Regions from separate parts of the Mus musculus genome. Here all the other regions are linked to region 1. The links are chromatin loops, found by intact Hi-C in ENCODE. Cell type or tissue: left cerebral cortex. All regions are shown on one strand. Links, peaks and the distances in the headings refer to the core of each region. The heading gives the core; the rest is flanking DNA.

What was found. Peaks named below come from ENCODE experiments on the same cell type or tissue, not always from the same donor. Only the 100,000 strongest peaks of a DNase experiment are listed, where the experiment ranks them.
Region 2: it touches region 1 in a loop (4-fold over the local background); 3 of 42 quality-filtered maps call a loop at or near these places.
Region 3: it touches region 1 in a loop (5-fold over the local background); 8 of 42 quality-filtered maps call a loop at or near these places.

Annotation. Positions count from the first base shown.
Region 1 is chr9:31,540,013-31,548,363 of GRCm38, reverse strand. No RefSeq gene overlaps it. Among named protein-coding and RNA genes, the nearest start is that of Gm31408, 16 kb to the left of the region's middle. In left cerebral cortex, for the core only: a CTCF peak has its summit at 4,820 (motif pointing right); a DNase peak (open chromatin) is centred at 4,821.
Region 2 is chr9:31,139,946-31,148,296 of GRCm38, reverse strand. No RefSeq gene overlaps it. Among named protein-coding and RNA genes, the nearest start is that of St14, 12 kb to the right of the region's middle. In left cerebral cortex, for the core only: no CTCF peak of the experiment used is centred there; DNase peaks (open chromatin) are centred at 2,618 and 3,306.
Region 3 is chr9:31,414,789-31,423,139 of GRCm38, reverse strand. Nfrkb (nuclear factor related to kappa B binding protein) reads right to left here. Exons shown (of 26, transcript NM_172766.3): 24 at 4,058-4,164; 25 at 3,191-3,326; 26 at 1,807-3,085. The coding sequence ends at 2,960. Among named protein-coding and RNA genes, the nearest start is that of Nfrkb, 33 kb to the right of the region's middle. In left cerebral cortex, for the core only: no CTCF peak of the experiment used is centred there; a DNase peak (open chromatin) is centred at 4,091.

The DNA of each region.
Region 1 (8,351 bases), core at 207-8,206:
AATTCTACCAGAGAACTCCTAAAAAACAGCTTCAGTGAAGTAGCTGGATATAAAATTAACTCAAACAAATCAGCGAACTTTCTCTCCACAAAAGATAAACAGACTGAGGAAGAAATTAGGGAAACAACACCCTTCACAATAGTCACAAATAATACAAAATACCTTGGTATGACTCTAACTAAGAAAGTAAAAGATCTGTATGATAAGAACTTCAAGTCTCTGAAGAAAGAAATCAAAGATCTCAGAAGATGGAAAGATCTCCCATGCTCATGGATTGGCAGGATCAATATAGTAAAAATGGCTATCTTGCCAAAAGCAATCTACAGATTCAATGCAATCACCATCAAAATTCCAACTCAATTCTTCACCAAATTATAAAGGGCAATTTGCAAATTCATCTGGAATAACAGAAATACCTAGGATAGCAAAAGCTATTCTCAATGATAAAAGAACCTCTGGTGGAATCACCTTGCCTGACTTCAAGCTGTACTACAGAGCAATTGTGATAAAAAAACAAAAAACAAAAAAACAAAAAGCAAAAAAACAAACAAACAAACAAAAAAACTGCATGGTACTGGTACAGCGACAAACAGGTAGATCAATGGAATAGAACTGAAGACCCAGAAATGAACCCACACACCTATGGTCACTTGATCTTTGACAAGGGAGCTCAAACCATCCAGTGAAAAAAAGGCAGCATTTTCAGCAAATAGTGCTGGCACAACTGGCGGTTATCATGTAGAAGAATGCGAATTGAGCCATTCTTATCTCCTTGTACAAAGCTCAAGTCTAAGTGGATCAAGAAACTCCACATAAAACCAGAGACACTGAAACTTATAGAGGAGAAAGTGGGGGAAAGCTTTGAAGATATGGACACAGGGGAACAATTCCTGAACAGAACACCAATGGCTTATGCCTTAAGATTGAGAATCAACAAATGGGACCTCATAAAATTGCAAAGCTTCTGTAAGGCAAAAGACACTGTCAATAAGACAAAAAGGCCACCAACAGATTGGGAAAGGATCTTTACCAATCCTAAATCAGATAGGGAACTAATATCCAATATATATAAAGAACTCAAGAAGATGGACTCCAGAAAATCAAATAACCCTATTAAATAATGGGGTACAGAGCTAAACAAAGAATTCTCAAGTGAGGAATACCGAATGGCTGAGAAGCACCTGAAAAAAATGCTCAACATCCTTAATCATCAGAGAAATGCAAATCAAAACATCCCTGAGATTCCATCTCACACCAGTCAGAATGGCTAAGATCAAAAATTCAGGTGACAGCAGATGCTGGTGAGGAGGTGGAGAGGGAGGGACACTACTCCATTGTTGGTGGGATTGCAAGCTGGTACAACCACTCTGGAAATCAATCTGGCGGTTCCTCAGAAAACTGGACATAGTACTACCGGAGAATCTAGCAATTCCTCCCCTGGGAATATACCCAGAAGATGTTCCAACTGGTAATAAGGACACATGCTCCACAGTGTTCATAGCAGCCTTATTTATGATAACCAGAAGCTGGAAAGAACCCAGATGTCCCTGAACAGAGGAATGGATACAGAAAATGTGATACATTTACACAATGGAGTACTACTCAGCTATTAAAAACAATGAATTCATGAAATTCTTACACATATGGATGCATCTGGAGGATATCATCCTAAGTGAGATAACCCAATCACAAAAGAACACTCATGATATGCACTCACTGATAAGCAGATATTAGCCCAGAAACTTAGAATATCCAAGATTCAATATGTAAAACACATGAATCTCAAGAAGAAGAAAGACCAAAGTATGGATACTTTGCTCCTTCTTACAATGGGGAACAAAATACCCATGGAAGGAGTTACAGAGACAAAGTTCTGAGCTGAGATGGAAGGAAGGACCATCCAGAGCTAACCCTACCCAGGGATCCATCCCATATACAACCACCAAACCCAGACACTATTGCATATGCCAAAAAGATTTTGCTGACAGGACCCTGACATAGCTCTCTCTTGTGAGGCTATGCCAGTGCCTGGCAAATACAGAAGTGGATGCTCACAGTCATCTATTGGATAGAACACAGAGCCCCTAATGAAGGAGATAAAGTACCCAAGGAGCTAAAGGGGTATGCAACCCTATATAGGAAGAACAACAATATGAACAACAATCAGTACCACCCCCCCCCGCCCGAGCTGTGTCTCTAGTTGCATATGTAGCAGTGGTTGGACTAGTCAGCCATCAATGCTAGGAGAGGCCCTTAGTCTTGTGAAGATCATATGCCCCAGTACAGGGGAATGCCAGGGCCAGGAAGCAGGAGTGGGTGAGTTGGGGAGCAGGGCAGGGGAGGGTATAGGTGGCTTTGGGGATAGCATTTGAAATGTAAATGAAGAAAATAGCTAATAATAAAAAAGAATATATATAGACACATCAGGTTTCTCAGCATACACTTTAAAAGCCAGGGGAGCAGAAAGTGCTACATTTCAAGTTCTGAAAGATAACAGCTGTCAGCCCAGACTGCTCTACTCAACAAAACTCTGTCATAATTTGAGCAGAAAGAAAACACTCCCATGATGTAAACAGGCTGATAAAATTCCTGACAACAAGCTCTGAGAACAGAGGAGTCTTTGAAACTGATAGAAGAGAGGGACATGTTCAATTGAGAGAGGGGTGGGGAGGGAGAGTGAGGGAGGAACTCAGTCAGGTAGTCATGGTACACCCCTTTAATCCCAGCACTCTGGAGGCAGAGGCAGGTGAATCTCTGTGAGTTCTAAGACAGCCTGGCCTATAGTGTGAGTTCCAGGACAGCTGGGGCTACACAGAAAAACCCTGCCTCAAAAAAAAAAAAAAGGAGGAAGAGGAAGAGGAGGGAGAGGGAGGAAGGAAGAGGAGGCAGAGGAGGAGGAGGAAAAAGGAAGAGGAGAAGGAGGAGGAGAAAAAGAAGAAGAAGAAGAAGAAGAAGAAGAAGAAGAAGAAGAAGAAGAAGAAGAAGAAGAGGAGGAGGAGGAGGAGGAGGAGGAGGAGGAGGAGGAGGAGGAGGAGGAGGAGGAGGAGGAGGAGGAGAAGGAGGAGGAGCAGGAGGAGGAGGAGCAGGAGGAGGAGGAGCAGGAGGAGGAGGAGCAGGAGGAGGAGGAGCAGGAAGAGGAAAAGAAAGAAAGAGAAAAGAAAAGAAAGAGAGAAAAGAAAGAGAGAAAAGAAAGAAAGCCCCAAGTAAAATATCCCAGGTCCAAATGAATTAACTGTAAATTCTACTGTATCTTTGAGGAACTATGCTTACATTAGTCCACAAAACAGAAGAAGAAGGAATGTTACCAAACCATTTTGTTATGAAGCCAGTGCTGCTCTGATGCCAAAGTGGAGAAAGATAGAACAAAGACGGAGAACCCAGGGCAAACATTCTCAATAAAACACTAAGTTCACTTCTACGGGGAAACTGTGAAGATACTGAGATGGGAGATCACACACCAGACAATGGAAAGGCCTTCGTGTTCCTAGATTGGAAGAGCAATATTGTGAAAATGGCTACATTAACAAGGTTATCTACCGGTTCAGTTTTATCCCCCTAAACCTTCCAACAATATTTGTTACAGAAGTAACTAGAAAAGGCAATCCAGTGTGTGTGTGTGTGTGTGTGTGTATAAACGACAAAGACCATGAACAGCCAAAGAGAACCTCAGCAGAGAGAACATTGCTAAGGGTATCGGAGGTTAAACTTCAGAGTCAGGACGACAAGAACAGTCAGGTGCTGGCACAGTAACAAATACATACGCCAGCGAAACAAAATAGAGAACCCAGATACAAACCCTCGAAGCTAGAGCCACCTGCTTTTTGACATACATTTTTATAAATACATACTGAAGAAAAGACAACTGCTTCAACAAATAGTGTAGCTCTCACCTTGTACAAAACAAACAAACAAACAAACAAACAAACTCCAAGTGGGTCAAGGACTTTAATGTAAAGCCTGAAACTCTAAACCTGTTGGAAGAACGAGTGAAGGAAACATCTGGAGATGCAGGCACAGGAAAGTCCAGAAGGACTTCTTTCAGGCCTCAGGCTTTCTCAGCAGGACTTCTTCCGGTCTCGGGAAACCGGCCAGCAAATGGCAAGTGTGACTTCCTACTTGGGAGAAGAGATGCCTTACAGAAGGAGAGAGAGAAACTGCCCTAGCTATACATCTGACAAAGGATGAATTCCTGGAATATATGAAGAACTCAAAAACCTAAACAAGAAACCAAACAACCCAATCAATCCATGGGCTAAATGAACAGGCAGTTCTCTGAAGGTAAGATACAAATGGCAAAAAAAAAAAAAAAAAAAAAAGAAAAGAAAAGAAAAGAACCACATAGAGGAAAACGTCCAAGTTCGCTAGCCACCAGAAAAATGCACCCTTGGTGGGGTACTGCCTTACCCCAGTCAGGGTGGGAATCATTAAGAAACAAATAGCAAATACTAGTGGAGATTCAGACAAAAGGGAGCCCTTGCTATATGCTCCTGGTCCTACTCAGGTCCCACCTGACTGTGTGGGCGGTCGGTGGTGATAGGGTCCGTGTGTCTCTATGGTTGATTGTGGGTTATAATTAGATTATCTGTTATAAACAGTATTAATGGTTTTTAAAATATCCGTAGAGTTACTAAATCCAGTCCTTCCTGTGAGAAGGCTGCTCTCCATCCTTTTTATGTCTTACCTTACTAACTCTGAACCTTACACCCAACTCTATAAGCTCTGCTGTACCAGAGGCGGGCTGTCCAGGTCACGCCCACCCAACCCTACGGTTCTGAGCCAGACTGAAGCAAAGAGCTAGCTTGCTTGCATTCCACGCTGCAGCCACAAGAGGGCGCTCTGTGACAGCTCTGCAGGCATAGCGGTTGCTGTAGAGGCCAGCCAGGTAAATCCGTGATGTCACGAACCCAATTTAAAAAAAAAAAAAAAAAAAAAAAGGTTAAGAGATATGCAAAGGTGCAGGAAAAACACGGTTTGGAGAGAAAAGCAATTATGAAAACTGACCGAGGAATGACACAGACTTTACAATTAGCAGGTTAGAATTAGGAGACAAAATCATCACAGCAGCCATGTGCTCTATATTCAAGAAGTCAGAGAAGAGACTACAGCTGAATAGGTGGAAGACAGTTTTCAAAAATAAATCAAGGGCTTAGGATGTAGGTCAGCTTTGTGCAGAAGGCTGCGAGTGGGTTTCAAGCACGAGAAACAGAAAAAGAGAAGTGGGGGAAAGAGGGGAGGGAAGAAAGGGGAGGGAGAAGGGCCAAAGGAGGAAAAAGGAAGAGAGGGGAGGAGGAGGGGGGGAGGAGGGCAAAGGAGGAAGAGGAAGGAGGAGGAAGGAAGAAAGAGAGGGGAGGGGCAAACGATCCTGTATGATCCACTGATGATCCACTCCTGTAGTCCTGGCTACCCAGGAGGCCAAAACAGGAATATCAGGAATTTATAGCCAGTCTATGCCATACACGATAACAAGATTCCGTCTTTGAATGAATGAATCCGTTGATTGACTAAATTGCACTTCTGAGACTAAATCCACAGTGTCAAAAAGAAAAACTACATGATAATCATGAAAATACAACAAATGAGATGGACAGGAACGAAATGATGAGCTTGGAAACAGAAGAACTCGAGGCACGCAGACTGAAGCACGGGAAATGCTGGGAACAAACAGAGTATTAGCACACAGTGAACAATGTAACATGTGGAGAACTGAAAACGCTTCCAAACGTTAAAAAAAAAAAGTGAAAGAGACCTCTAAACTGTCAGAGAGACCATGAAAATATTTAATGGATTTATTGGAGGGGGCAAAAGCCAAAATCCTCTACATAGCACCAACTTGTAAATCTTTGTGAGTTCCTTAGATGCTCTCAATCCAGACAGGCTGCTTCTAGGTTTTGCTATGTATCCCTTGGCTGGCCTTGAACTTGCAATCTTCCTTCCTTTTTCTCCAAAGAGCCTGGATTACAGGCATGTCCCATGAGACTCCACCAGTATTTTTTAATCATGTAAAATTAGTCCTGATGCAGAGGCATCCCTTCCAGAAACGTAAGGGTCGTTCCAGAATGGGAATTCTGGAATATAAATGTAAATTGTTACACCCACAAATTAAGAAAACTCATCTAGCTTTGTGATTGCAATCTTCTTCGTGTGTAATAGTCTTCCAGCAAAAACAACAAGGTAAGAAGAGAGACAACTGCTGAGAGATGCAAACGGTCAGCCAGACAGAATGCCACTTGCAGGCAGGATAGAACATCAGAGTCTGGAGTTACCTCTCCCACTTTCAAAACTAAAAGTAGAGCAAAGTGTGTGACGTGGCAGTGCAGAGCAGTGGTCACTGAGAGGAAGAAAACAGGTGGCCTGGGCAACCCCTGTGCCACCTCACTGCCTGGAGAACTTCCAGCCAAACATACTTCCTGGTTAAAGAGACAAAGGTCAGAGCTCCTGCTGCAAAGCATGGGAAGGAAGCCAAATATCCAAGGAGGGACGTCTCCTGGGACCCCAGAGAGGTCCCAGAGCTAAGCACTGTGATGTGCACAAAGAAGCCACGATGCTGGGGGGAATGGGAGAGGAATGAGCAAAGCTGTTTCAGGTCACATGGGAAACAGGATTCTCACAAGCTAGACTGGCCAGACCCTCTAGTATAATCATTGTCAACCCATGGGGTCATGACCCCCTTGTCAAACCTCCATCTCCAAAAATATTTACATTATGATTCATACCTGTAGCAAAATTACAGTTGTAAAGTACCAACCGAAATAATTCTATGGTTGGAGGCACACACAAAACGAGGAAGCACTTTAAAGGGCCGCGGCATTAGGAAGGTTGGGAACCACTGTGATGGTGTGTGTGTGAGGTGTTGGTGCAGTTCTCCAAGTGTGTGGCCTCCACATGGCTAAGTTAGCTCCTGAGGTTAAGTTGCCTTAGATCTGCCTTATTCAAGCATAAAAGCAAACCTCAAAAAAATCCCAGACTGCAACCATCCTGGTGGGAGAGGAACTGTGGAAGAACGTGATTTTCACAGGATGTTTGAAAAATCGTCGAGATGTAACAAAAGATATAGACAGTTCATAAAACTATCTTTTATGTGACGAAGAGAAGAGGTCTCTTCAGCTTTGATGGGTCTTTTCTTACCTCGTGGCTCTTAAGCCCCACAGACTTAGGAAAGCCTTCCCAGCTTGTCCTACAGAAAAAGGAGGAGGAGGAAGAGGAGGAAGAGGAGGAGGAGGAGAATTTTTTAATTGTTTATTTGCACATTTGTGTGCTTGTTTGTGTGGGTTTATGACTGCACAAGTTTGTGGAGCCATAAGAAGGCATCCCTTCCCCTGGAACTGGAGTTATAGACTGGTAACTGCCGGTGACTGGACCCTCACTCTCCCTAAGAACAATAAGCAGTCAACTGCTGAGCCATCTCTCCAACCCCAGAGATTTTCCTACTTCTACCTGTTTAACAATGACCGTTTTGTGTGGTATACTCAACCGCTGAATCATCTCTCCAGTCCCGAGAAAGACAGTTAAATGGTGGGCTGGGAAGATGGCTGGGTCAGTGATGCTTGCCATGCAAGCAAGAAGACATAAGTTTGACCCAGCTCCTGCGTAAGAATGCCAGGTGTGCCGACACACACTTGTAGAGGCAGCACTGGGAAGCTGGATCCAGACTGATGACTTGAGCTTGCTAACCAGCTTAGCCTGCTCCGCCCTGAGGTCCAACACCTAAGGTTGACCTCTGGTCTACACATGCACACACATACACTCTCACATGTATACATACATACATATATATTACATATATACACAAAAGAAAGACAGAAATGAAGGCAGGGAGGGAGGGTGACTAGGCTATGAGACAGTAGAATAGGTCATCGAGTAAAATGCTTGCCTAGAAAACATTAGAACCCGAGTTCATGCCCCAGAATTCAAATTTTAAAAAATATCAGATATGATGACACAAGCTTATAATACAGACTCTGGGAAGTAGAGAGAGGCAGATACCTATGACTCACTGGCCCTACCTACTAGGTGAGTTCTAGGCCAGAAAATGACCTTGTCTTGAAAGAAAGAAAGAAAGAAAGAAAGAAAGAGAGAGAGAGAGAGAGAGAGAGAGAGAGAGGAAGGAAGGAAGGAAGGAAGGAAGGAAGGAAGGAAGGAAGGAAGAAAGAAAGAAAGAAAGAAAGGAAGGAAGGAAGGAAGGAAGAAGAAAGAGAGAGAGAAAGAAGGAAAGAGAGAGAGAGAGAAAGAGAGAGAGAAAGAAAGAAAGAAAGAAAGAAAGAAAGAGAGAAAGAGAGAAAGAGAGAAAGAAAGAAAGAGAGAGAGAAAGAGAGAGAGAGAAAGAGAGAGAAAGAAAGAAAGAAAGAAAGAAA
Region 2 (8,351 bases), core at 26-8,025, 400 kb after region 1:
GGGCACAGAAAGAAACTTACTCATCTCCTGGTTTCTGCTTGGATGACTAAGCTGTGACCTCTGGGGAATGTGGCCCTGCCCACCTTGCAGTAAACCTCAGGTGCTGGCTGCTATTGAGAGTGAAGGGCCTATCTGCCTGTTCGCTCTCAGTTGCAAATCCGAGCCCAGTGGCTGAGATCTGTGCCTGACCCAGCTATGTAGATGACCTGCTGTGGTTTCCGTTGCTTTGACAATCGATACTCTTATTTTTGAAGACATGGGTTAGAGTGCAGTAAGTCTCTGAGATTCCAGAGGATCCAGGGGGCATATCCATAGAAACATACTGTCAGATTCTTAGGAGAGGACAAGGACAAGGGCAGAGCAAAATGAAGTAAAGGGGCATCTTGATTGTAGCTGAAACATGACCCCCGCATCACCTGCACCACCTCATGACACAGCCGGAGTCTGGTTCTGACAAAAAGGAATATTTCCCTTTATTTATAAAATGAAGAGGCCGATGTCTCTTGCCACTTTGCCTATGAAATAGGCATGTCTTTCTGTCCTTTGTGGTCTTGGTCACAGACGTCATTAGTCAGTTCTTCTGTCGAGCAGCCCAGAGATTAGGCGTAAATTACATTTCCCCAAAATCTTTGAAATAGATTAGAGAGGACTTGGGAAGTCTCTAGATTTCTGGCCAAGAATATCCAGATCTGGGTAACAATTTGAAAGTCAAATATTGGGTGACAGCGGTGCACTCCTACAGGAGTGCCAGTCCTGGGGAGGCTGGGGCACGACAACTACTGAAGGCCAGCCTGGTTTTTATAGTTCAGAACCAACTTGGACTACGTAGGAGACCCTGTATCAGGATGTGTGTGTATTTGTGTGTATGTTTATGGATGTGGATGGATGGGTGTGTGCACATACACATGGAAACTCGTAATTGATGTTAAATGTCTTCCTCAGTTTTTTCTCCACCTTAAAAACAATTTGTGTGTGTGTGTGTATGCTGTATTTGTATATGTCTGCAGAGGACATCAGACACCCAGGGGCTGGAGTTACAGAGTTTGTGTGCTGTCCATCATTCAGTTAGGAACTGAATCCCAATCTCTTGGAAGCAAGTACTCTAAATAACTGCTCCAGCCCAGTCCACTTAGTCCCTCACTAAACCTGGCTCCCCCCTTTGGCTAGGCAGATCAGCTCAGGAACCCTTTACCTCCCAGGGCTGGAATTACAAGGGGATGCGCTTTGCCCAGCCTTCGGCCCTTGTGTGAGTCCTGGGAACTGACGTCAGATGCCCGTGCTCATACAACAAGCACGCTGACAACCATTTTCCCAGCCTCCAACTGAGCAGAGCTGTGCCTAACCTCAATGGCATTTTTTAGGAGGCAGCACCACGTGCGTATTTACAGTTATGTTTAAATTATGTATGTACCAAGTCCAAGATGGAAACCTGGGAGACAAGAAAAAGATGGAAAAAAATTTCCCAAATAATTTATTATATAAGGGGGAGATAAAGCCTTTAGGATCCAGATGTTGCTACTGTGTGTGTGTGTGTGTGTGTGTGTGTGTAGAACTACATAGATGAGGCTAGCCTCAAGCCCACAGCCATCCGCCTCCCCAGTGCTGAGATTACAGGCATAGTCCTGGCACCACAGATTGCTTATGCTCCTCCTCCTTGTGTGACGTAGTGCGTTCCTGAAGCGCATGCTCTCCCTGTCTCTCTGCGCATTCTTGATTCGGGTCTCCTTGCTTTATATCTACAGCCTACTTTTTCTCCTAGGATGTGACCTTGTTTCGGTGGTCCTGACAGGTGAGTACTGGTTAGCTGTCTTGTAAGATATTCCACTGTTAAAACATCACAGTGTGTGTGTGTTGTTTGTCTTATAAAAGCCTCCCTGGGGATTATATAATTTTTTTTTACTTTAATTTCTTTATTTGGGATCAAACCCCAGACACACTGTCTTAGTTAGGATTTTACTGCTGTGAACAGACACCATGACCAAGGCAACTCTTATAAGGACAACATTTAATTGGAGCTGGCTTACAGGTTCAGAGGTTCAGTCCACTCTCATCAAGGTGGGAGCATGGCAGCGTCCAGGCAGGCACGGTGCAGGAGGAGCTGAGAGTTCAACAGCTTCATCTGAAGGCTTCTGCCGGAATACTGACTTCCAGGCAGAGCTAGGACAAGGGTATTAAAGCCCATGCCCACAGTGACACACCTACTCCAACAAAGCTACACTTTCTAATACTGCCACTCCTTGGGCCAAGCATATACAAACCATTACACACACTAAGCAAGTGCTGCTCTCTGAACTAGAGTTTTATCATAGACCCCCCCCCCAAAAAAAAGAAAACCTCATTGTCCACATAATGTGGACCTCAGATTTGTTATACAGCCAAGTGCCACCACTCCCGGTTCATATACCTTCAAAGTCGACCTTGAAGCTTCATGCTTGACTGGTGGACTCTGTCCAGTTTGGATCCCAAACGTTTCCCTTAAGGCCTGTTTGTCAGGGTTGACCTCCAGCATGTGCTACTGTTGTGAGACCTAGTATGAGGAAGTTAGGCCCTAGGGGAAGTGCCTTGGGAGATACCCTTGGGCCTTCTCACGCTGCTTAGTGGTCTCTAGGAGGTGAGCAGATCTCTGCTGCGTGCTCTCCAAGTGTGATGAGCTGTCTCGCCACCAGGCCAAGTGACTGGACTGAAAGTACCAACAGAAATAGTTCTTCCTGCTTATAAGCTGTTCACTTGGTGTTTTGTCACAATGGTACCAGGCTGACTAATGCACTCTCTTACTATTTTTTAACTTGTATTTTGATACCTTGAAGTGGAGCAGTTGGAAAGCCTGGTCCTAAGGTCAGTGTGTTGCAACACTGTACTTAATGATCATCAAAGCTAAAAGAACATTCTAGATAATGGTAGTAGCCCCACGGGTAGCATGTGTCAAAACTTAGATCAGACACATAGACATCTTACTGTGTCTGGGATTCTGCAGTGCACTTGTCACTTCTCTGCTGCTGTTAAAAAGTACCCAGACACAAAAACACTGCGAGGAGAAAGGCTTTGTTCTGGCTCGAGGTTCCTGAGGTGATGAAAGCCAGTCAGGAAGTCGAGAGTGGACAGAGATAGTCAGGTTATGAAAACTTGGAAGTTCAGCCACTCGTGGGTCCATGCCTTTAATTCTGGCACTTGGGAAGCAGAGGCAGATGTATCTCTGGTAATTCAAGGCCAGCCAGAGCTACATAGTGACACTCTATCAAAACTAAATCCCCGAGGGTTAATCCCAATGACGTACTTCCTCCAGCATTGCTCTCTCTCCTGAAGTTCCTATAACGTTTCTACCCAGCACCAAGAGCCGGGAGCCAAGTCTTCCAGCACGTGAGCTCATGGGAGCACTTCATATTTAAACTGCAGCACCCTATAAAGCTGTCTTCTAATTTTGAAGGCAGAACAGGCTTGGAGGAGTGCCTGATTAGCATGCATGATACCCTGGGGCCCATCCCTGACAGCACCACATAAGTAAGGCCCTAGCCTGTGCTCCCAGCTCTGAGAAGGCAGGAAGATCAGAAGTTTAAGGTTATCTTTAGCTATGTAGGGGGCTTGAGGGCAGCCTGGGCTAGAGGCCCTTTCTATAAACAAACAAACAAACAAAGATACGAGACCCTTTCAGCAAATCAATCAATCAATCAATCAATAACAGATAAACTAGAAAAATGGCTTAGTGATTAAGATCACAAACTGCTCATGCAAAGTATCCGTGTTCAATTCCCAATACCTTTTTTGAGCAGCTGACAACTGCTTCTAATTCCAGTCCGGGGGAACTCAGCATTTCTAGCCCCTGTAGGTGCCCAAGGCTTGAGATTTCAGAAGACTTCATGCCATCCCCAGTGTCCTCTCTGCCTCCTGTTTGTGGATGAGGAGTGAGCTCTCAGCTGCTGCCGTGCTTTTAGAGATCTAATGTCATGGACTCGGGCCTCTGAAAGCACAAGCCTTCCTTTTCTAAGTTGCCGAGGTCATGGTGGTTTGTCACAGCAAGAAGTAAGCTGAGCTCCTGGAAACTCCACAGCCTTAAACACTGTATCAGGAAGTGACTCTATAAAGTGTTTTCTTGGTCAAGTCCAATCTACTTAAATATATATATATATATATATATATATATATATATATATAGTGAAGCTTTCAGGAATCAGGTCTCTGTGAGTTGAAGGCTAGCCTGGTCTACATAGTGAGGTCCAGGCCAGCCATGGCTACTAGTAAGAACCTCTTTCCCTCTCCCTCTTCCTCTGCCCCTCCTTGTGTGTGTGTATTTAAAAATACAGAAGAGCTGAGCTCTGCAATGCTGATTTATTAGTCCCAACTACTTGGGACACTGGGCAGGGGGCTACCCTGGGCAACTTAGTGAGATCTAATCATAACAGTAGAGCTTCTACACTTGTTTCTGTGTTTTCGAACTTACCTGTATAGACCAGGCTAGCCTGGTCTTGGGTTCCACCAAGAACTGTGTGCCTCTGCTCCTGAGTGCTGGGATCAAAGGTGTGGCCACCACACCCTGGGGCATTTAATTGTTAAGCCTTATTAGTGACATTAGCATCATTAGTTATATGCACTTTTAGGTAGACCTCTGGTGACTGCCTGAAATCACAGACAGACAGTACTAACTCCTTTTGAAAATGCTTCTCTACACACATACCTGTTGCTGTTGTCTGCATTCTTATATCTCGCCAAGGCCATGTGTCCCCAGCTTGGCAGTACTTGGAGGTAATGGAATCTTTAAGAGGGATCAGTCTAGTGGGAAGACCTTAGGTCCCTAGGGGTGCCCCTGTAGGAGATCATGGGCTTTGGCTTACTCATGTTTCTCTCCCTGGCTTGTCAGGGGTAAGCATTTTTGCCCCATCTTACACTACCTTTTTTCCTTGTAAGTTGCAATTCAGGTACTTATTACAGTGCTAGAAAGCTGCCCAACATACTTATAATTAATTAAGCACAATGTATTAATTGCACACAGTAGGAGATCAACAAGAATGGAACTGTTGCAGCTGCTGTAGTAATGCTAATGATCTCTCATTTCTGTGTGCCCCATTTCTCTTGAGACAATGTGACACAGTACAGTGCCTTTGTGGTGAGATGGAGTGAGGTCAGTCTGAGACACAGTGGCTAAGGGTTGCTTTAACACAAGCCCTGAGAGACAGTGACAAGTGCTCTGATAATTACAATAGCTACTAAGTAACTTAATGGGAAAGTGGTACATACAGCATTGATACTGTGAGTCACGGGCTGGGAATGTAGCTAGGTTGGTAGAGGGCCTGCCTGGTGTGTAGGAAGCCCTGGATTCATTTCCCAGTACCACATGAACCAGCTGTGGTGATGTGCACCTGTAACTACAGCCCCTGAATGGTATCGAGAGGAGAAGCTGGTCACTTTCAGCTATATAGCAGATTTGAGGCTAGTCTGGGCTATCTGAAACCCTATATAAATAAATAAAATTTTAAAACAAGTAAAGGGCCGGGCAGTGGTGGCGCACACCTTTAATCCCAGCACTTGGGAGGCAGAGGCAGGCAGATTTCTGGGTTCGAGGCCAGCCTGGTCTACAGAGTGAGTTCCAGGACAGCCAGGGCTACACAAAGAAAACAAAAACAAACAGACAAACAAACAAACAAACAAACAAAGAAAACACAAGTAAAGGGATTCATACCCTAGGTGGGATGGAGTAGAATAATTTGAAATTTCATTAGGCTACTCAAAATGATGCACAATTTAAAATGATTTTTTTTGTTTGTACACTTTTTCATTTTGTATTTTCAGACCAAAGTTGACCAAGGATATCTGAAACATCTGAAGGTGAGGACGAGGTGGGGCTACTGTCAAGATGGCTCCGGGGTGGGCTGCAGAGATGGCTCAGTGGTTAGGAGCACTGACTGCCCTTCCAGAGGTCCTGAGTTGAATTCCCAGCAACCATATGGTGGCTCACAACCATAGGATCCGATGCCCTATTCTGGTGTGTCTGAAGACAGCTACAGTGTACTCATATAAATAATAAATAAATAAATAAATAAATAAATAAATAAATAAAACTTTAAAAATATTTGGGGCTGCAGAGATGGCTCAGTGACTAAGAGCACTAGTTGATCTTCCAGAGAACCTGGGTTCAGTTCTTAGCACCATCATGGTAACTTAGAACTGTGGCTTCAGTCCCAGGGTATCCAACATGCCCTTCTGGCCTCTGCAGGGCTCCAGACATGTGTGTTTGATGCAGACATACACAGACAAAACATCCATAGATACATATGTGGAGTGTGTGTGGTGTGTGTGTGTGTGTGTGTATAGCCCTGGCTGTCCTAAAACTCACTCTGTAGACCAGGCTGGCCTCGAACTCAGAAATCTGCCTGCCTCTGCCTCCCAAGTGCTGGGATTAAAGGCGTGCGCCACCACTGCCCGGCTTAAATAGGAATTTAAAAAACTGTTTGGGTTTTTATGAAATGATAAGCATTTTAACCTAAGCACTGATGGAAGCATGTGAGCAAATGACTCAGTAGACTTTGACTTTAATGAAATCCCATGAGGCACTGTGGACCAGGCAGTAGGTTGGCCGGAGCCACACACACTGCCTTGAAGGAAGGATGCACTCAGGTGTGCCGATGAGGTAGACAGGGCAGGAAAAGTCAGGGGGGATAGCATCGAGTTGCCTGGAGTGCGATGATTCTAGATAGGCTCTGAATAGATAGATTCTCAAGCAGGCTTTTCAGGTGTGGTCACAGTTTCTTTGCTGTGGCAGAGAGGAAGGGCTTATTTTGGTCCATGCTTTCAGAGCCCAGTGGTTCTCAACCTTCTTAATGTTCTTCAGTACAGTTCCTCATGTGGTGGTGAAGGCCAGCCATAACATTATTTCTTTGTGACTACATAAGTGACCCCCCAAAGGGGTCAAGACCTACAGATAGAGAACCACTGTTCTGGCCCATGGTGGTTTGGCTGTTGTGCTTGTGGCCTGTGGGCAGCATAATACATCAAGGTAGGAGTGTACATCTTCACTTACCTGAACTTGAAAGAGAAAGAACAAGGCCTGAGTCCCAGTATTCTCTTCAAGGACATGCCTCCAAAAGGTCCCAGCCCTCCTAATAGCACCACAGGCTAAAGACACACCTCAGCCCAGGGGCATTAGGTGCATTGGCATTTATACAGCCTTGAACTCACCCTGGCTTTGAGTTGCCCTCTGAATTCATGGTTTATCTATACATACACAAGCACTGTGAGACATGCCAGGAGAGACTTTCAAGAGAAAGCAAAGAAAGGGTTCAGGTGCTCAGATAATCTGCTTTTTGAGAGTTAAAGGAAGACACTCCTGGTGGTGAGGGCAACAATGGCATCCTGGCTGGGGTGGAGATTCTGGACTCTGCATGATGAACTGTAGTGGTAGGAGCAGAAGGGACTTTCGATGTGGTTTTCAATGTGGTGGGTCTTGTTCTTGGCTGTTCCTGCCCTTCTTGCCTCTCTGACTCTCTTAAGACAGAGTGTGCCGGGCAGTGGTGGCACACACCTTTAATCCCAGCACTTGGGAGGCAGAGGCGGGCAGATTTCTGGGTTTGAGGCCAGCCTGGTCTACAGAGTGAGTTTCAGGACAGCCAGGGCTACACAGAGAAACCAGGGCTGTATTAAAAAACAGCAACAACAACAACAAGAAGACAGAGTGTGACTTTTAGGGTCATTTAATAATCCCCTCCCCTGAAGAGTGGAACAAGAATTAAATGAAGTGTGAGATGGGAAAGCAGGGTAAAGGAGAAAGTCTAGGGAAGGATAACAAAGCTAAAGACTCCTGAAAACGCCATATGCAAACTGAATATTGTAGAAACTTTCTAAAACACATACATATGCATGTGGATCTTAAAGGACTTACCCTATAACAAGAAAACAAAGCCTCTCCTAGATACCATAGGGGGCCAAATGAAAGACACAGCATGCTTGTGGTGGTGACACACACCTTAAATCACAGCAGTACTTGGGAGGCAGAGGCCTGTTAGTTGGACGCCAGCCCGGGTCTACATAGTGAGCTTCAGGCCAACCAAGGCTACCTAAGACCTTGTCTCAAAAATAAAGGTCAGGTGCCAGGTATAGGTTGAATATTTTCCAGTTATTGGCCCATGGGGTTCTGTAGACCGCAGACAGGCTATTCCCGGCCTCTTGTTTACCTTCCAGAACTTGATGGGGAGACCCTATTTTGCAGATACCAAATAACTGCATCATAGACATTGAGAAATTAAACTGTACCCACCTAGAGGCTTCAATCCTATTGGCCAGTTTTCATAGGTACTATGTACACCCCTGGAGGATAAAAGAAATCAATGCTCTTACCCAAATGTGAATCCTGAGAGCTAGAAATT
Region 3 (8,351 bases), core at 352-8,351, 130 kb after region 1:
ATATGCAGATACAACTAGGTAAAAATAAATCTTAAAAGGACAAGCCAATCAGAATGCTTTTCACTAAATCTTGTCTTGGACACATGTTTCTGAATTATTTTACCAACCTATTGACCAGAAGCTCAAAGGACAAATGACTGCCTGGAACTTTTTGAGGTCTACATATGAAGAAAGCACATGTATTAATATACTCGTGGCCGTTGCTGTAGGCACTTCTACTAAGAGGTCTCTAATCTTTACTATTCCAACAACAGACTAGAAGTACCCAAACTAGACTTTTCTGGGGAGTCAACCCCACACACTAGCACCTCAAAACAGACCTGTATTTTACATCTGTGCTGTCTAGGATATATATATCCGATACACTTACACATACAGGCAGTCAGGTAATCTAGCACCATAAAAGCTTGGGATACATCTGAAGCTAAATGTGAGAGAATTTTATGAGATTTGCTAAGTAAAATCAGAAGAGGTTTATCAACAGTAAATATCTGAGATATTATCACCTACTTTCTCTTACTGTTGTCAACAAACTATCAAATGATTTTCTGTGTGAAATATATTCCAAAATACAAAACTCCATGTCAGCTCTATTCCTCACTATGGTCCTGAGCACAGTCTTGGGGCACCCATCAGGAGTGTATATCGAGCTAGGCCTGCCTTCAGGTTTCACCAGAACACATCCCAGCGAGTTTCACAGCACATGTGGAGGGCCATGATCATGGTCTGTACTCCAGCTGACTGGAAAGGGCTGGGAGGCTGCTTCTACAGTGCTATCAGTGACTGAATGTACAGTTGAGAGATATGGAAGGCTCCTGTGACAACCCCACCCCACAGCTCCTCCCTGCCACAAAACGGTGACAACCTAAACGGTAAGCCATCGAAGAGACCTCTCAAGGAGTGTGATGGGGATGCTGAGGTGTGACTCTCCAGAGCTAATGGCTTCTGGTGGGAGTGTGGGAGGAGAGGGACCCAGTTCTGAGGGGTGAGCCACTGGGAGTTTGACCACAATCCTCTAAGTATGTGGACAACACAAACTGGACCTGTTTTCTATTTTATCTTATTTGGAGTGGGGGAGGAACTGGTCACAAGGGTGACCCCCACCCTTTTGACCAATCCTTCCCCCGCCCCAAATAACAGACGTGGAAGGCTGGGAAATGAGCGTGATTAGGATGCATGATGTGAAATTCCCAAAGAATCAATAAAAATATTATGTTGGGAAAGAGTTCAGCACAAAGGGAACGTGACTTAGGAAGGATCTAACTTTCTTTTTCCAGTGCTGAGACAGGGTCTAACATAACACCCAGGTGGGCCTCTAGCCAGCTGAGGTGAGCAGAGCGAGCCTGAGTCTGAAGTCTTAATCTTCCAGCTTCTACTTCTGGAGTGGCAGGGATTCCATTATAGGCCCATGTGACTCTACCATGTCCTTTTTATTGGTGCTAGGAATCCAACCCATGCCTGTGGTAGCTAGCTGACAGGTTCTCTCACCACTGAGTTTCACCTTCAGCACCAGGTCTGACTTAGAATTCCAAGACCAGGCGCTCATATTGTTTTTCTCTAATTCCCCCTCAGATTTATATCTTCCCATCATTAAAAAGGGATGCCAGTTATATCTGACATAATTGCTGTAAGATTCAAAAGCAACTGTAAAGCCATTCTGTAGCTAAACTACTTTAACCCTTTTCTGTTTCTCAGCAGCTTGCCAAATGAACCGGTTTCAACACACCTCCCACTTAAACCAGCATTTCCATTCTACATGTCCCCTAGTTGTTTCCCCGTAAAACACAATGATTAAAGGCCCAGAAATTAAAGATACATTTTTAATAATTTGGATACTTTCACAAAGAGACAAGGAAGCCCTATCCCTGCAGAAAGGTTTTCCCACCCACCCCTGCACCACAGCAAGCTACAAGCAGTCCATAAAGTACTTGGACTTTGTAAAGTACCCTCTGAGCTCTGTCTGTGGCTGATGGTGGCTAAGAAATGTGAAATGGCCAGGAATAAAAACACCAAACTTACTCACTTCTCCTCTAGCTGGCACTGCCAGGCAGTGCCTACCCCTGCCCCTACCTAACCATTTCTTCTATGTTCCAGTCAGGTGGCCAGCTCCAAGGGTCTGGTTTGCAATGGCTGTTGTACAGCAAGGAGAATGTGCAATGTCTGGGCTGTAAGCAAGTGCTCTGAGAGCAGCATCCCACCGGCTTTCCCTACTCTCTTGTCCAACAGCTCTGAACCTCCATGTGAACAGGCTTGTTGAGGATAACCCCACAGGAGAAGACGCAGGGACAACCAAGATCAGACACTCATATTCAGTACACTGTGCTGAACTAGTCCCACTTGAGGGGTCCATGCTACCTCATGGCCTACATTTCTTACTATATAACCTCTCCACTATCAAGTAAGCCACCAACCTACTAAGAGCCTTGCTATGTTCTCATTCTGGTTGAAGGGGTAAGTGATCAGTTTAGGGGCACTAAAGCCCAGGTTTCTATTTGATAAAAGACATATAGTAGGTTCTTTAAAAAAATAAGTTACACAAAAATTTTCTGGACACAAAACTCACATCTCAACAAGTCACCAAGAGGATCAGAAACTAAAAAGTAAAACCTCACATAGAATGAGGCTTATTCCCTGCCGGCCCACTCAGCAACTGGCAGGCCTGCTCCCTGGACATCCAACACTCGGGAGGTAACCCTGGCTTGTGTGACTGTGACCTCCCAAGACTCTGATGTTCTCTCTTCCTGGACTAGACAGATTATCCCTGGAGCCCTAAAGAGGGACCCCTTTCAGAGCTTCACTCTGGAGCGTGGCAGCAGAACCTAGGCCGCAGTTGCCATCACTCTCCACCACCCTGCCTCAAGCAGGACAGCTCAGAAGAACGATGCAGCCTCCTGCTGCTCCCTTTCTGTCGGCCGAGATCCACCGGGCCTGGTCTCTTAGAGAAGCCGCCTCTCCTCGGTCACTGCTGCTCAGGTGCTTGTTTAGGAGATGGAGCTGTGGTCACAACAACAGTGGACACTGCTTTGGAGGAGCCAGAAGCCGTGCCCTGTTGCAGATGGGATGCCGGGACGGTCTGGATGCGCACCTGCTTACAAAGAGAGGAGGTCTGATCAGTGGACTGCACTGTTCATCAGTGAAGAAAAGAAAACAGACAAACCTGAGCTGGTCAACAGTCTGCATCAGACCTTACCTGTGTAGCCTGACCTTGTTGCTGAAGCTGCTGCAACTGCTGAGCAGTGAGGAAACTCACTGGCTTATTGCCAGCAATGAGTTTGGTACCTGCTGGCATGGTCGTGAGGATGATGTTGCGACCCAGCCCACTGAGACTGTGAAAGGGAAACGGAGGTAAGTATGACGACATTGCTCAGGCTCAGAATGAGGCTACGTATTGCATGAAGGACAACGAAGAGGCCCAGGAAGAATCTTCTGGATTCAAATGCAATCTCATACTAGGACATTTCTTCTAGCCTTCCGTGGCAAGAACCGCCAGAGTAGTGGATAAAATGGCCTAAACTCTACACACGGCCCAGGAAGAGTCAGGCACTACCAGGAAGCATGTATCCCTAGCAAGGAACTCTCGAAGTTGGACAAGAACTCAGAGTATCCCAGAGAGTACAGGAGTGAGTCAGCCTCAGCAACCCAGGAAGATGCCTGTCTCTTAGGAAAGAAAGGGCCACCCCACATCCCAAAACAGCTTTATAGTGATTAGGAATGCCAGAATGACTGCATGAGTCTTTTATTCCTGTTTAAGTCAGGGCCAGAGAAAACCAACATTTGCCAAACTATCTTAAGCTTGGCCTCAAATACAGGGCGGGTCCCTTACAGCATCCCAGGCCAGCACCCTGCACTTCCTCGCTTTCTACACGCAATATATACTGCTTTACTACCTCCCCCCCCCCCCCCCCCCCGCCCGTCGGATTCCTCTCCCTACTCTATCCAAAACAGTACTGGGGATGTGTATTACTGATGCAATGTGTATTACTGATGAACATGTCAGCTGCCAGCCACCTTCCCATTCTGGACCAACTGTATTTGCAATTCTACAAACAGCACTCACTTGGCTCCAAGGTTGCCTTTGATGATGGGGGCTGTGACCACGCTCTTGCCCTTCATTGGCTGGCTAATCACAGAAAGAGGAACTGTGATTCTGGTAGGCAGTTTCCCCTACAAAGAAAACAATTAGCTTTGTGGGGAAGAAGGAGATATAACAAAACAGCTAGTGTTTACAGAGAAGAAGCAAGAGCACTACAGACACCTCCAACCCTCATTTCCCCAAGGGTCCCAATGTTCCTGAAGACAGAACCCAAGCAACTCTAATAAATCGGCTTATAACAAGTTATATATCATTTGTTCTACTATCTAAAGAACAGCAACTGTCTGTCATGCGAGGCTCGTGTGTGTGTGTGTGTGTGTGTGTGTGTGTGTGTGTGTGTGTGTGTCTGTCTGTCTGTCTGTCTGTCTGTCTGTCTCAATTCAGTCTTCCTGCCTTGGCTTCTGCAGTGCTAGGACTCCAGGCATGCACCACACACTCAGCTAATAGCCTGGGACTTTTAAACAATGCGGGCAACTCCATTTTCTGTGTAAGTAAAAGCCTTTGGAGACAAAGGGTGCAAGAGTATAGTTTCAATAGGAAATGTCCCCCACTGGCTCATACACTGACTGCTGCCAAGACTAATCTGAAAGAAGACAGACACTTTCAGGAGAGGTGAGGCCTAGCTGGAGAAAGCAGCCAGGGGGAGTATGATCCTGAAGGCTAGCTTGATCCCTCAGTCTGGTCGTTGCGCCACTGGATGCTCCCTCTCATGAGCTGAGCAGCCTGAGACATGCTCCTACCACTATTATTCTCTGCCTCATCACTGGCCCACAATCGACAAAGCAAAAGTCTGGGCTAAAACCTCTATGACCATGTCCTGAATTCATCTCCCTAAGTTGTTTATGACAGGATTTTGACACAGCAATATAAAATCTGACAGAGGGCTGGTGAGATGGCTCAGTGGGTAAGAGCACCCGACTGCTCTTCCGAAGGTCCAGAGTTCAAATCCCAGCAACCACATGGTGGCTCACAACCATCTGTAACGAGATCTGACGCCCTCTTCTGGTGTGTCTGAAGACAGCTACAGTGTACTTACATGTAATAAATAAATAAATCTTTAAAAAAAAAAATAAATAAAATCTGACAGAATATAATTCTCAAAAATTATTTTTTTTTACATTTTTATGTTTGTATTTTACCTGAATGTGTGTATGTGCACAACACATGTGCCTAATGCCAGTGAAAGACACGAGGGCACTGAATCTACTGGAACTTTAGTTATAAATGGTTATGAGCCACTATGGGGATGCTGGATCCTCTGGGTATAATTCTTTATATACTCCTGGATCTGTAGAACTTTTCTGTCTAGATCCATGAAGAATGCTGGCCTACAGCTTTTCTTTACTGCAATGTCTGCATCTGGTTCTGGTGTGAGGATGGTGCTGACCTCACAGTCAGATTAAGTGATTCTACTACTCCTACAAAAAATTTACACTATTGTGACATTCTTTCTTCCATAAGCATTTGGCAGAATTGGCCATGGAAACTCTTCACTAGTTATAGTTCCTATATTAAGTATTAGCTCAATTTATGAGAAATAAGTCAACTGAAATGACCCACTTCTTCCTTACATAACTTTTCATTTTGTATTTATCACGGAAACAAACAACTCTATACCTGAACCACAAAGTGTGTGTTTACCTGGCAGTCCTAGATCCTGAGCCACTTGGATTGATGAATCCTATCTGTCTAGGTGTCTATAACACATGATATAGTGCTGGGAACTCAGGAACTATATGGTGAGGAAGGACAGAAGACCGCTAGTGTTAAAGGGAAAATGGACAGCACCCCAGTGGAATGCAGGCTTACCTGGGCAGGCAGCAGGACAATCTGATAAAAACAAGTCATATTTCTCCAGAGATAAGGAAGGTTAGTTAGGGGACACTAATAACAAACTTGGCCAAGTAGAAAAAAAAATCTAACCCCAAAGTTAAAAAGGTCCAAGAAGAAAAGGAGACTGGGAGAGAACGTGTACACATGGGAGTGCAGAGGTCCAACAGCCCAGGGTGTTAGAGGAAAGAAAGAACACTATACCATTAGGGGTCTAGTTTCTGATGTTTGGTTAGTAATAAAAGTTAATATATTTTCATCTTTGCTTAAGCAAGGCACACGTACAAAACATTTAAAGCATTAAAGAAAATACTGATAAAGTAATAAGAGAATACTAAATACAGGCTTAAGAGGTAAGAGAGCTGCCTATGTGTATGCATGTATCTATGTTTCATTGCCTCCAGCTAGGAAGGATAGCCTTGTTTTACTATCTCAATTCAATGACAAGAGCAGTACCCTAGCCCCACAGGAGCTGGACCCTAAAAATAGATGGACTACTTGGGATATGTTGTTCTTTCTGACACCATGTAGAGTGATGTCTCTGGAGCTACCCATGTGTACTGCTAATACTGTCTACCTTCCAGGTACAGGTGAGATTTGGCATCCAATGACTTTATAATAAACTGTCTAGTTTCTGATGCTGATTTTCCTACAAACTCTTCAGAGTCCTCTTCTCCCAACCACAAGAACAGACACTTCTCCTGAGATGTTGCTCTCATGTTATCTAGGTATCAAGACAACTTTCTTAGTTTTTCTTTTTTATTATTTTACTTTTTCATACAATATGTTCTCTCTTCTCCAAATTCTACCCACCCAACTTCATATTCTTTCTCTCTTATAAAAACAAATTTAAAGCACAAAAACATTAAAAATGAACAAAAATGAAAAAAAAAAAAAAGAGGTAAGAGAGCACACTGGGCTCAGTGAATGTCCTGGAACTCAGGAAGCTAAGGTGCTCTGTCTACAGAAAGCTCACGTCAGCCAGGAACATAGCAAAATCACCAAGAAAGAAAAGAAACAAAACCGAACCTAAGGTAAGATCAAAGGAAAATATTTTTCTATAGCAGTATGGCTAAAAGCCAAAGCCTTGAGCCCACTAGGCAACCACACTACCACTGAGCTACTTCTCCAGTTCCAAACTGGAAGAAAATACTTCCTATGCACATAAAAATATGTAGCTGACAGTCTTTTTGGCAGCACAGTTAATGTCAAAACTTTCAACACACATTATCTTACAGTAGACCACTGCTGTGGCGCTAACAGCGGTGGAAACAGACCCTCAATAGAGCTGATGGACAACTACTACATCACTAAAAAGGACATGGTCGATAGCTGAGACATTCTTAACTACATGCACACGCATGGAATGCTCAGGATAAGGACTAGAAGGATAGATACATTATTCGTTAGCTCTTGTAAGAACACAACACCAGAAGGGAAAGGAAACTTTGTACTTTACCCTATACTTCTGATACTGTCCTTTGTTTTTAATTTGGGGGGTTGGGAGTGGGAATGTTAAGACAGGGTTTTCTCTTGTGCATCTTTGGCTGTCCTAAAACTAACTCTGTAGACCAAGCTGACCTCAGACTTAGAGATCCATCTGTTTCTGCCTTCCACATGATAGGAGTAAAGGTGTGCACCATCACCTAGTTCTTTGTAATCTGTATGTATGTATGTATGTACGTATATGTGTGTGTGTGTGTGTGTGTGTATATATATATATGCATGCATGCTACACTTTTGTAAATTGCATTCCAAAAACAATAGCCTAAATCTGTAAGTCAAATGGAGTGATATGGATAGTTCTCAGTCTCCTAAGGGACAGGGGCTGACCCTAAACAACTTCCCCTTGCTGGTCTTACATGCCTGCAATCCCAACACGTGATGGACTGAGACAGAAAGAGCAAGCAATTTGTAAGGAGCAAGAGTCAAGACCAGCTTAGACACATAGCAAATTCTAAGCCAGCCTGGGCTACGTAGCAAAACCCTGTTGTCCTGGCTCAGTTTATACCAACTTAACACAAACTAAGTGCCATCTGAAAGGAGAGAACTCATCTGAGAAAAATGCCTCCAAAGTCCCAGCTGTAAAACGCTGCCTTAGTTATTGATGGGGAGGGCCCCAGCCCATTTTGGGTGATTCCATTCCTGAGCTGGTGGTAGTTCTGGGATCTAAAGAAAGCAGGTTAAGCAAGGCAGTAAGTAGCACCCTTCCATGGCCTCTAGGGTCCTCTCCTGATTGAATTCCTGTCCTGGCTTCCTTCAATTATGAATAGAAATGTGGAAGTGTAAGCCAAATAAAACAACCCTGTCCTCCCCAAGTTGCTTTTGGTTATGGTGTTTCATCACAGCAAAAGAACCCCTAAGACACGCGTCTCTTCCCAGAACAGTTTCTTGAGCAGAGGGCTAAAATCTTTACCATCAACATTAC